Regions from separate parts of the Homo sapiens genome. Here region 2 is linked to region 1. A link is a loop called in an ENCODE intact Hi-C map of the cell type or tissue named here. Cell type or tissue: B cell. All regions are shown on one strand. Links, peaks and the distances in the headings refer to the core of each region. The heading gives the core; the rest is flanking DNA. Region 1 overlaps TXNDC5 (thioredoxin domain containing 5). Region 2 overlaps LOC105374910 (a long non-coding RNA gene).

Region 1 (5,383 bases), core at 241-5,240:
GGGCGCTTAGCTGATACAAGAAGGTAGTCTTAGGTATTTGTTGAAATTGAAATTACAAAGACTTCAGATGCTCTTCCTAGCTCATCAGGATCCTACAGTGTAGGAACACGAGTGTTTTTCCAGTCCCTCTCCAACACAGCAGCATGACCCACCAGGTCTACCCGGCATCCAGGGACCTGAGCACTCGGCATTAATCAGAAGGCACCACCCACAAAGGAACACTTAACCAGTGGTTTATGATCATGATGATTTATAAAAAAGTGAAGACTTCCAACATCAACTGGGGAGGGGGAGGATTATAAATCCTTTTTAGTACATAATATTCTAAGAGTCTACAATCTCCTGATATTAGCCTTAGTAAGGGAAGTGCATTAAGACACAGAGTATTAATGGTACAAAATGATGTTATAAGCAAAGCCCATTAGAGACTCGGGGACTGAGCACCGAGAAGAAAAGGAAGGATCCACCCTACGGGTACAGCTGTCGGGCTAGGCCCGAGCCAGAGGGCTGCAGGTGGTGGAGGGCAAAGGTCGGGGGGATGGGAGGAGGCTCCAGTGCTGGCTTGGATAGGAGATTCTAGGCTGGGCCCAGCCCTGACCCCAGGTGGTCCAGAGTCAGTCTCTGATGCTGGGGTACAGTTGTGAACTGTATTACCTGTGACAGTGGCAGGGTGGCAGTGTTAACAAAGAGTAAGTGCTTATCTGTGAGGCCACACAAGTGACTTCCCTGAAGACTGACTACAGCCAAACAAGGCGCAGGGTGGTGGGGAAGACAAACACCAAAATGGTGGTAACTGCTGAAACTCAGGGTTTAGCCTTCTCTTGACTTTTGTGCACATTTAGGTATTTCCACACCAAAAAGTTTCTGTAAAAGTTCATCTTTACCTGTAATACCAATAAGCTCCAAAAAAAGTAGAGTTGCTTTAAAATGGCAGCCTTAATCATTAACCTCAACTGGCCTCTGCCCCGTTACATATTACCCCAAAGATGTAGGCAGGGAGAGAGGGAGGGAGGGAGGGAGGGAGGGAAGGAGGTAGACACTCACCACTGGCTCCTCGTTCAGTGTCTGCAGCATCCAGTTTTCCAGTGTCTGGAAGTCCCGAGGACCCTGGTACTTCACAGCTTCTTGGCCTGGCTTGAAAAGCTTTAAGCTGAAAGAATAACAAAGGATTAGACAGAGCAAAAAGAAAGTTGTCTTATCAGAGAGCAAACTCATTTAGTGAAACAATCAGAAAATGAGCTGTCAAGGGGCTGCAGCCAGGCATGTATCTGCTCCTCTCTGATAAAAAGGAAACAAACATAACGTTCCAGGAGATAATACATTCAGTTAATCCTAAACTTTCAGAAGTTTCTGGTTTTATTCAAGGAAAACTAAAATGAGGTGAAAACTTCCAGCCCGCTGCTGTGACTGAGGCCTCAAAAGCTACAGTACTCAGTGCTCCTCTGCAGCAGCCTCGGGCCTTCCCTGCAAGCTACTGTTATGCTTTCCCGGCTTCAGCAGTTGTTGTCTGTGTTCAAATTAGGACTGGAGCAGACACGGTGTTGTTTTGCAATTAAGGTATTCTTCCAGGCCACCTGGCAGGTATTCAACTCTTACAAGGCCTGAATATCCAGTTACTGTGAGAATTCAAGTTTCCAGCTATAAGAACATCCTTGACATTGACTGATGCTGTCCATTCACCTTCCCATAGAGAAGGAATCTTTTCTTTTTCCTACAAATGTTGGCCTCTGAAGGAATCTGCAGAGAGGATACGGGAGTAGGTCCTTTAACCATAAGCAAAAGACATCACCAGAGGATGAAATTAACACTCAGTTCCTGTATCCCTCCAGCAGTCACGGGAAAACGTGCTCTAATACTCTAGATAAAAATTCATAGAAGGTGTCAAGGATAGGCAAAAATGTGACTACCAATAGAAGAAAAAAGAAATACAGAGTACCATTTGTTAGCAAGCCTGCTCATCTAAACACCCCTGCCACTTCTACAGCGCGTATGTGGATTTTGTGAGTAAATGCCCAATGTACGGTATCAGAATTGTAAGACGGCAACATATGTAAAATCTGACATGAAGGTTTGAATAGTGTCTTAGTTCAACGGCTGTAACAGAAGACCACAGATTGGGTGTCTTAGAAACAACAGAATCTATTTCGCCTAGCTCTAGAGACTGGGAAGTCTGAGATCAAGGTGCCAGCAGAGTCAGTGTCTGGTGAGGGCTTTCTGGTTCACAGATGGTGTCTTCTTGCTGTGCCCTCACATGGCAAAAGGGGAAACAGAACTCTCTGGGGCCTCTTTCATAAGGTATGCAACCCTATTCATGAGAGCTCCACCCTAATAACCTGCTCCCTCTCAAAGGCCCCACCTCCTATTGCCAGCATTGGGGATTAGGATTTCCCCTATGAATGCTGGGGTACACACACATTCAGTCCAAAAAAAAATGGCTAATTCTCCTTAAAATGAAGTCACATGGCTAGATTAGGCTTTGAAATTAGTATCAGCATACTGGCCTTACCCAGAACCTAAGATGGTATGATGGGGCATAGGTAGGGTCCCTAATGTGTCTCCAGTGCAGAATATACACCCAGCTTCCTCAGCAGCTCAGACTCTCATAACCACAAAAAACAGCCAAAACTTAACTAGATTTGGCCAGTACACCGGCTACGTCACGAAGTTCAACATGATAAGCAACTGCAACATCTGCGGTATCAAAGATGATTGCCCTCACCTAGCCTGGCACCTCCCCAGGCTCCCACAAGGTGTGTTCCGCACCTGGAAACAGAAACTGCTTCCTGCACGGCTCTGCCTCCCGCTAACGCTCTTCAGGAAGGGAAATGGGTGGATCCTCAAGACATCAGAAAGGACCAGGGACGGTCACACTTGTGTCTTTGCTAAAAGTAAAATACAGTAAGACCTAGCCTATGATTTTTTTGTAATTTGCTATTCATTTGCAAAACAAATAATTTAAAAAAAACCATCTTCTTGTTGTTGGACTGATAATCGTTCTAACCTGCCCAGGAAGTCTGAGATTCTTCCTCGGTAAGTTCACAGAGCCCAGGGACAGAGCGGACACTTCTGGTCCAGACCTTGCAGTGAGTTTGGGACATCTGACTTCAATTCTCACTGTCGACAGGGGTGAGGGAGGTGATGGAGACTGGGCCACAGGGTACAAGCCCAAACAAAGTATTGCCCCAGATTTCCGCTATTACCAAGCCTCCACATGGGCATTTGAGTCTCCTTTTTCAAGGAGACTGCAGGGAGAAAATCCCCATGTAGGTACTGCCTTGGCAAACAGCATGATGAAAGTTCTACTACCGTAGACAGTGTTATCAGTTGAACTGTGTCCTGCAAGACAGATCTGTGTAAGTCATAACCATCAATCTCAGAAGGTGACCTTATTTAGAATAAGGTCTTTACAGAGATATTCAAGTTAAAATGAGGTCACTAGGATGGGCCCCAATCTAGCATGACTGGTGTCCTTGTAAGAAGGGTTTGGACACAGAGAGACACACACACACAGAGAGAGAAGGGCATGTGAGGACAGAGGACGGCAGTGATGCATCTACAAGCCAAGGAACGCCAAAGATGACCAGGAAACCAACAGGAGCCAGGACGAGGCAAGGGAGGATTCCCCTACAGGTTTCAGAGGGAGCATGACCCTGCTGGCTCCTTGATTTAGGACCTCTGGCCTCCAGGACTGCAGAGAATACATTTCTATTGTTTCTGGCCACCCGGTTTGTGGAACTTTGTTACAGCAGCCTAGGAAACTAACACAGGTAGTTCCCCCCGTCAGTCCTGCCCTGCTGTAATGATTCATGACTGGCCCAACAGGAAGACCTCAAAACATTTTCCTGAGCACAGCCAGCCATCTCTAGGGAGCGTGGGAGCCCAAACTCCCTGCCCCTCCAATCCTTTACTCCAGTTACACTTGCCAGGAAAGAATAACGTGAAAGCTCATGTCCTGACACATGCCTGGACTCAGGCAGGTACAGTCGTCACCTGCCTCGGGCCTCACAACCACTCTATGGGATGGGCACTTGTCTTAGAGGAGTCAAAGCTCGCTCAAGTCAATCTACAGATGCCCCAGTGCGACCACATTGCACACAGCACATTCCACCTCCTGCATTCTCGGGGGGAAAATAATCTGTTCTTGGAGCTTCTGCAGGGCAGTGATGGTCACAGAGGTTCCTTCCCAAACTGTGTTCAGTGTGGTGTACGTTCATTTTTGTTCTTTTTAATAACACAAAACCAGCCATGGTTTACTTGGGGAGACCAGCTCTTCTCATTAAAAATCTAAACACATGATCCAACATGGGCCTTTTTAAATTTGTGACTTTTTACATTTGTGACTTTTTAAATTTGTGATGGTTTTTGGTGAATACCAACTATGGAGTAGCTGATATTGCAGCTGACAGCTGTTATGGCCAGGCTGAGGTGGAAGCCTTCACTTCCTTCTCTGAAGCCCCATAACACATACCACTCTCAGCTCCATTACAGGTCCTGTGTCACCTTCCCTGTGGCATGGTGTGTGATGCACATAGTCTCAGGCCACAGATGGTCAGCAGGTTAAGAGGAAAGACACCACAGCCAGCTCACCCCTGCTGCCCCTGAACTTTGAAAGCAACAGTTTCTCAACAGGTAAGCATTCACCTCCTCGCCCTCATCTCTGCTCACTACCTGCTTCTTTGGGATGCTCTTGATCCATACTTTCAATGCAATACTATAAAGCATAGAATAGTTAATGCTTTTACGTAGATACAGATAGTAAGCAATTTTATCTCCATTGATCTGATTTAAAGTAAACCCAAATTATGGCACTTACATTAGCAAGCAGTCACCAAAGACCAAGAATTCCAGGGTCCTTTGTGGAAACGCCCACATTTCCAAATGGTAGGGAAAACCCTAACATGTATTGGGTGTGCTCAGATTGGTGTCTGCACACATTCCATGTAAGTCCTGTAACAATGTTTGGGGGATCACCTTACTTACAGGTTAAGTGATGAGGTCAGAGCTGGGTGGTAAGTAAATGGTAGAGCTGGGATTTGACTACGACTTCTAGGTTCAAGCCTGGAGATCCCTCCACTTTTCTGCCTCCCAGGTTTGAATATAAGCTCCAATTTTTTGCTTTATTGATGGACCCCTATATTATTCAATTAAGCAATAAATTGTATAGAATTGACTTCATTCCTCAATTGAAACAAACAGCAAGGAAGTGACCGTGGCAATCCCTCCACCTCCTTCAGAAACAGCTTCTTCTCTTTTTTGAAGAACTGCTTTTCCCTCCAACACTTGGCACATGGTGTGAATGGGCATGTGTCTTGCTATAAGCTCCTGTTTCCCTGGCCACAGTGACTATTCCTGGAACGAACATTCCAGCCAAGCAGGGCCAGTC
Region 2 (5,383 bases), core at 229-5,228, 320 kb after region 1:
CGAGCTACGAGACCAGCTGGTGTTTCCCTGTGGGTGACATGACTGGGTCCACATACCTTTAACTTTATGCAGAAAAAAAATCCCAGTAAACTGGCCATCAGAGAAATGCAAATCAAAACCACTATGAGATATCATCTCACACCAGTTAGAATGGCAATCATTAAAAAGTCAGGAAACAACAGGTGCTGGAGAGGATGTGGAGAAATAGGAACACTTTTACACTGTTGGTGGGACTGTAAACTAGTTCAACCATTGTGGAAGTCAGTGTGGCGATTCCTCAGGGATCTAGAACTAGAAATACCATTTGACCCAGCCATCCCATTACTGGGTATATACCCAAATGACTATAAATCATGCTGCTATAAAGACACATGCACACGTATGTTTATTGCGGCATTATTCACAATAGCAAAGACTTGGAACCAACCCAAATGTCCAACAACGATAGACTGGATTAAGAAAATGTGGCACATATACACCATGGAATACTATGCAGCCATAAAAAATGATGAGTTCATGTCCTTTGTAGGGACATGGATGAAATTGGAAATCATCATTCTCAGTAAACTATCGCAAGAACAAAAAACCAAACACCGCATATTCTCACTCATAGGTGGGAATTGAACAATGAGATCACATGGACACAGGAAGGGGAATATCACACTCTGGGGACTGTGGTGGGGTGGGGGGAGGGGGGAGGGATAGCATTGGGAGATATACCTAATGCTAGATGACGAGTTAGTGGGTGCAGCGCACCAGCATGGCACATGTATACATATGTAACTAACCTGCACAATGTGCACATGTACCCTAAAACTTAAAGTATAATAATAAAAAAAAAAGCATGAGTTAGCACTCACTGAGATACTTCTATCATATATTTTTTCTTTTTAATTAATATTTCATGACCAGTTAACCAGCAGTCTGTTATCCTTCTAATAAAGAAAAAGGTATTATAACCAATAAAATATATTTATTGCCCTCATTTTAAAGTCTTGATTAAGGACCCATCCCTCCCTTGTGAAAGTCTTTTTTAAAACATCATCAGAAGTACACAATCAATGGGGAAAGAAGCCCTTGTTTGTTTAAAGAAGAAACATATTCCCCAACAGAAGATATAAAAACATAAGTCTGCAAATAAAACATGTGGGTCTGTTTACTTAGTAGAGATTTTGTATCTGGCTAGTGTAAGTATAGTCATTCTCAATTTTGAGGGATTCAGGAATTTTTGCTTTTGTAAACTCAATATATGAGATATAATGCAACTCGAACATAAGAAAATAACTCGTTTTCATTCGCATTATGAGAAAAGGGATGTAGTGCCTATAGGACCATCTTACATGAACACAACATACATTTCTCTTTTTTTTTGAGACAGAGTCTCGTTGTTGCCTGGGCTGGAGTGCAGTGGCAGGATCTCCGCTCACTGCAAGCTCCGCCTCCCAGGTTCATGCCATTCTCCTGCCTCAGCCTCCCGAGTAGCTGGGACTATAGGCGCCCGCCACCACATCCGACTAATTTTTTGTATTTTTAGTAGAGACGGAGTTTCACCGAACACAACATACATTTCTCAAGTTATGGCTATCAATCATTCTGGAAGCTTGCATTGTGGGTTCCAGCAGTTGGAATCTGTTAAACAGATCTATACTACTGAAAATTCTGTGCAAGACAGCTAGAGAAAGAGCTTAATGAATTCATTCTGAGGTGGCTAGATATCAATTAGCCAGAGTAAGTGAAGAAATTGTAAAGCAAAAGGTGTGTGTAGAGCTCTTCCTTTGTGTGGTGAGAGCTCTTGGTTTTACTCATCAGAGGAGATGCAGAAGACTCCAAGCTGTCTGCACACTGCTGCCATCACTCGAGGGGGTCATTGCTTTAGGAATTTTTCCTAGCTTTTCCTACTTTGATGAATTACTTTGAAATACTTTACTATGCTTCACAATATAAGATTCAAATATAAAAATAAAATCATACAGTTTTAAAAGTAAAATAGAACCTTAGAAAGATTCCACTTTATTTAATTTTTCACTTGAGAGAAAGAAGGTATAAAGAGTTTAAATAATGTGCCTGAGGCAACACAGCTAGCTGGTGGCAAAACTGGGACTAGAATTCACCTCATTCTGCCTTGTGATTTTAGAACTGAAAGAAGCTAATTTCTCATTTGTGCAGCCCATTTCATCAATGGACATTAAAAGTTCTGTTTAAAGTGCTAGTTAATTTACCGATTGCCAGGACTTAGTCAACTGAGGTAAATCCAAAATGTGTTTGATATACTTCAGTAAGCAAAAAGGGTACTTTTTTCAGTAAACTGGAGTTAAAGACGTATTTACTTTTAGGCGGAAAGACTATTTGTAAGGCATTATGACAATTGCTGAATCTAAATCAGTATAAACATAGAATTCCGTTAAAAGTATTTTAAAAATTGGGTTGATTCTGGTTAGTTTGCCAATGAAGTCATTGAATAAATGTTGCAAAAAGCTAGAGAAATCTGTGCAATGTTCAGAATTTGACCTAGATTGCATATGGGTTTTAAAAAATGCCACCACATTCATTATTGTGAGTAATTACTTATAAATATATAACAATACACTTTGCAAATATGAAATGCTCGTGTAGAGTATTAAATGCCGGTAATCCTTAAGTATTCTGAAAAGTAAAATTATTTCCCCAGTTGTTTCTGCTTTCATGTAAAGAGTAATCAATGAGCTTGTTTTTATTAGCATTTCTGTTGGTGTGTTTACGTCTTGATGGCTCAAAGCTTAAAGAAAAAGCAAAGCAATATAAATTCTACTGATAGTAATAAAAATATTAAAGCTGAGAAAGAACCACTTGTAGCTTCATATCTTCATGTGGCTAAGTTGGTTTTGGTGAATTTTCTGTGTAAAAAGCAACCAATAAACTAAACCCAACATCTCCCAACGGCATTTTCTTTTTCTGTGGTTGAATGGTGGAAAGAAGGCAGTAGTGTGCCACCTGGTGGTTCAACATGGATTGACATAGTAGAGTTTCCCCAACCCTGTATTAACCGAATTTAAAACATAACCATTATTTCCTCAGCTACCAATTCTTTCCTCCTTGGAGATATTTATTTTTCTTATTCTAAAGAATACTCATCAGGTACCATTATTCTGTTTGGAGATTGGAAATACGTTAAAATTAAAACAATCACCTCTAATATGCTTCTCACAGCTTGTCTATCCACAGACATTTGCCATTTGTGTTATACCTATGATATTTAATTACATTCAGATACAACTAAGGACTAGAAATAAAAATAATGCCATCCCAGGGTGGGCATGGTGGTGCACACCTGTAATCCCAGCACTTTGGGAGGCTAAGGAGGGCAGACCATTTGAGCCCTGGAGTTTGAGACCAGCCTGGGCAATATAGTGACACCCCATGTCTGCAAAAAATACAAAAATTAGCTGAGCATGATGGTGCATGGCTGTGGTCCCAGCTACTCTGGAGGCTGAGGTGGGAGGATTGCTTGAGCCCAGGAGGTTGAGGTTGCAGTGAGCCTTGATCGCACCACTGCACTCCAGCCTGGGCGACAGAGAGAGGCCCTGTCTTACACACAGAGACAAAAGATTGAGAAGGAAGGACTTATTACAATATAATATGACATTATGCCCTTGATATGACATGTTACTGATGTCAGTGTGCTAGAAATGGAGATACATTAACAAGATATCGCCTCTTTGAGTGAAGATGAAGTGATCTTGAATAAAGAACACCAAAGTTTCAAACCAGAAATGCATACTTTGTTTTATATGCCTACACAAAAGAAAATCTTTATCCACAATTTATATTTTTTAAAAATCAGATGAATGCATTTTACTCTTTTTCTAACAGTGTCTGTTTTTTCATTTTCTACTTGAATGGAATGCAAATTTATACTATAACTTCTAAGATTATAACCTTTTTAAAAGCCTTCATAACCTCAAGAATCCCAGCAGGCCAGGTTAAATAACAGCATGACTGCTTTCAGCCAAAGGCCTATGCAAAGCTAGAGCAAAAAAAAAAAAAAAAAAAAAAAAAATTTCTTCAAAATATATCTGTTTCAGACAGAAGAAAATTAGGATTTGACAGGAGTAGAAAAAAGTATGATTTCAAGTTTAATTCTGCAAGGTGAACTTCAGAACACTACCTCATTGATTGGGCTGATTTAGCAGCACTGTCTAAAATTCTTCTGGCTCTGATTTTAAAGGCAATCTTTGCACTAGGACAAAAGATCAAAAGTTAACATCTGGATTGGTGATAGTAAATTACCATTTCTGGTTTTTTTTCTTCAGTGATATTAATTACAATACCCCTCACCCAGTGAAACTTCAGCAAGGATTTTAGATAAATAAGGCACAATCTGAGGTAGAATGAGAATCTTGAAACCCTATCCTAAGCTCAAGGATAGTACAAAAATAGATTTTTGGGCTAGAGTTGTAAGATGGATCTGCCATACACATGTAACAGACATACCATAGTCTAGAATGCAAAAGCTTATCTAGACTTGAGAAAGGCAGGGTTAACTGTGGAGAGTAACATTTTGTGGTCACTGTTGAATGTACTCTTTCAAATAGGTAAAGTGCATACTGATTAGGCTGAGCATCTGATTAAACATCAAATTGTAGAAATCAGTGTTTATTTGAAAAGTGAACTGAGCATTCACATAGATGAAGTAATTTCTGGTATCTTAATAGACAGCCTCTGAACTACAGAATCCCATCAATTCTGTAGTTGGGATGGCATTATTGTTATTATTATTTTGAGACAAGTTCTCGCTCTGTCACCCAGGCTGGAGTACAGTGGCATGATCATGGCTCACTGCAGCCTCAACCTCCTGGGCTCAAGTGATCCTCCTGCCTCAGCCTCCCAGGTAGCTGTGACTATAGGTGCACACCACCATGCCTTTTAATTTTTTTGTAGAGATGGGATGTCACTATGTCACCTAGGCTGGTCTCGAATTCCTGGACTCAAGCGATCTTCCCACCTCTACCTCCCAAAGTGCTGGGATTACAGGCTTGAGCCACTGTGCCCAGCCCCAGTCATTTTTATACAAAGCCAGATGTCTGAATATTCTAGTGAGCGGCATCTACAGTTCTTGGTGCAAACTTTGAAGCAAATGTTATAGCTCCATCAGGCATATGCAAATCACTGTCCAAAGTCTTATTGATGAGAGAAACCAGCTTCATTGGGTTATAATCAAATCATAGCTCACTGCAGCCTCAAACTCTTGGGGTCAAGGATCCTCCTGCCTCAGTCTCCCGAGTAGCTGGGGCTACAGGCATGTGCTACCACTCCCAGCTTATTAAAATATTGTAAAGGTGGAATCTTGCTATATTGTTCAGGCTGGTCTTGAACTCCTGGCCTAAAGTGATCCTCTTGCCTCAGC

Evidence for each region. A loop is a pair of places that touch in the nucleus more often than their neighbours do. Peaks named below come from ENCODE experiments on the same cell type or tissue, not always from the same donor. Only the 100,000 strongest peaks of a DNase experiment are listed, where the experiment ranks them.
Region 2: it touches region 1 in a loop (10-fold over the local background); 7 of 110 quality-filtered maps call a loop at or near these places.

What each region holds. Positions count from the first base shown.
Region 1 is chr6:7,898,532-7,903,914 of GRCh38, forward strand. TXNDC5 (thioredoxin domain containing 5) reads right to left here. Exons shown (of 10, transcript NM_030810.5): 3 at 1,045-1,150. It overlaps BLOC1S5-TXNDC5 (BLOC1S5-TXNDC5 readthrough (NMD candidate)), which reads right to left. Exons shown (of 13, transcript NR_037616.1): 6 at 1,045-1,150. Among named protein-coding and RNA genes, the nearest start is that of TXNDC5, 9.6 kb to the right of the region's middle. In B cell, for the core only: no CTCF peak of the experiment used is centred there; DNase peaks (open chromatin) are centred at 700 and 2,260; H3K27ac peaks cover 863 bases.
Region 2 is chr6:8,216,581-8,221,963 of GRCh38, forward strand. The region is part of intron 2 of LOC105374910 (a long non-coding RNA gene); the gene reads left to right. Among named protein-coding and RNA genes, the nearest start is that of EEF1E1-BLOC1S5, 120 kb to the left of the region's middle. In B cell, for the core only: CTCF peaks have their summits at 2,984 (motif pointing left) and 3,184; a DNase peak (open chromatin) is centred at 2,971.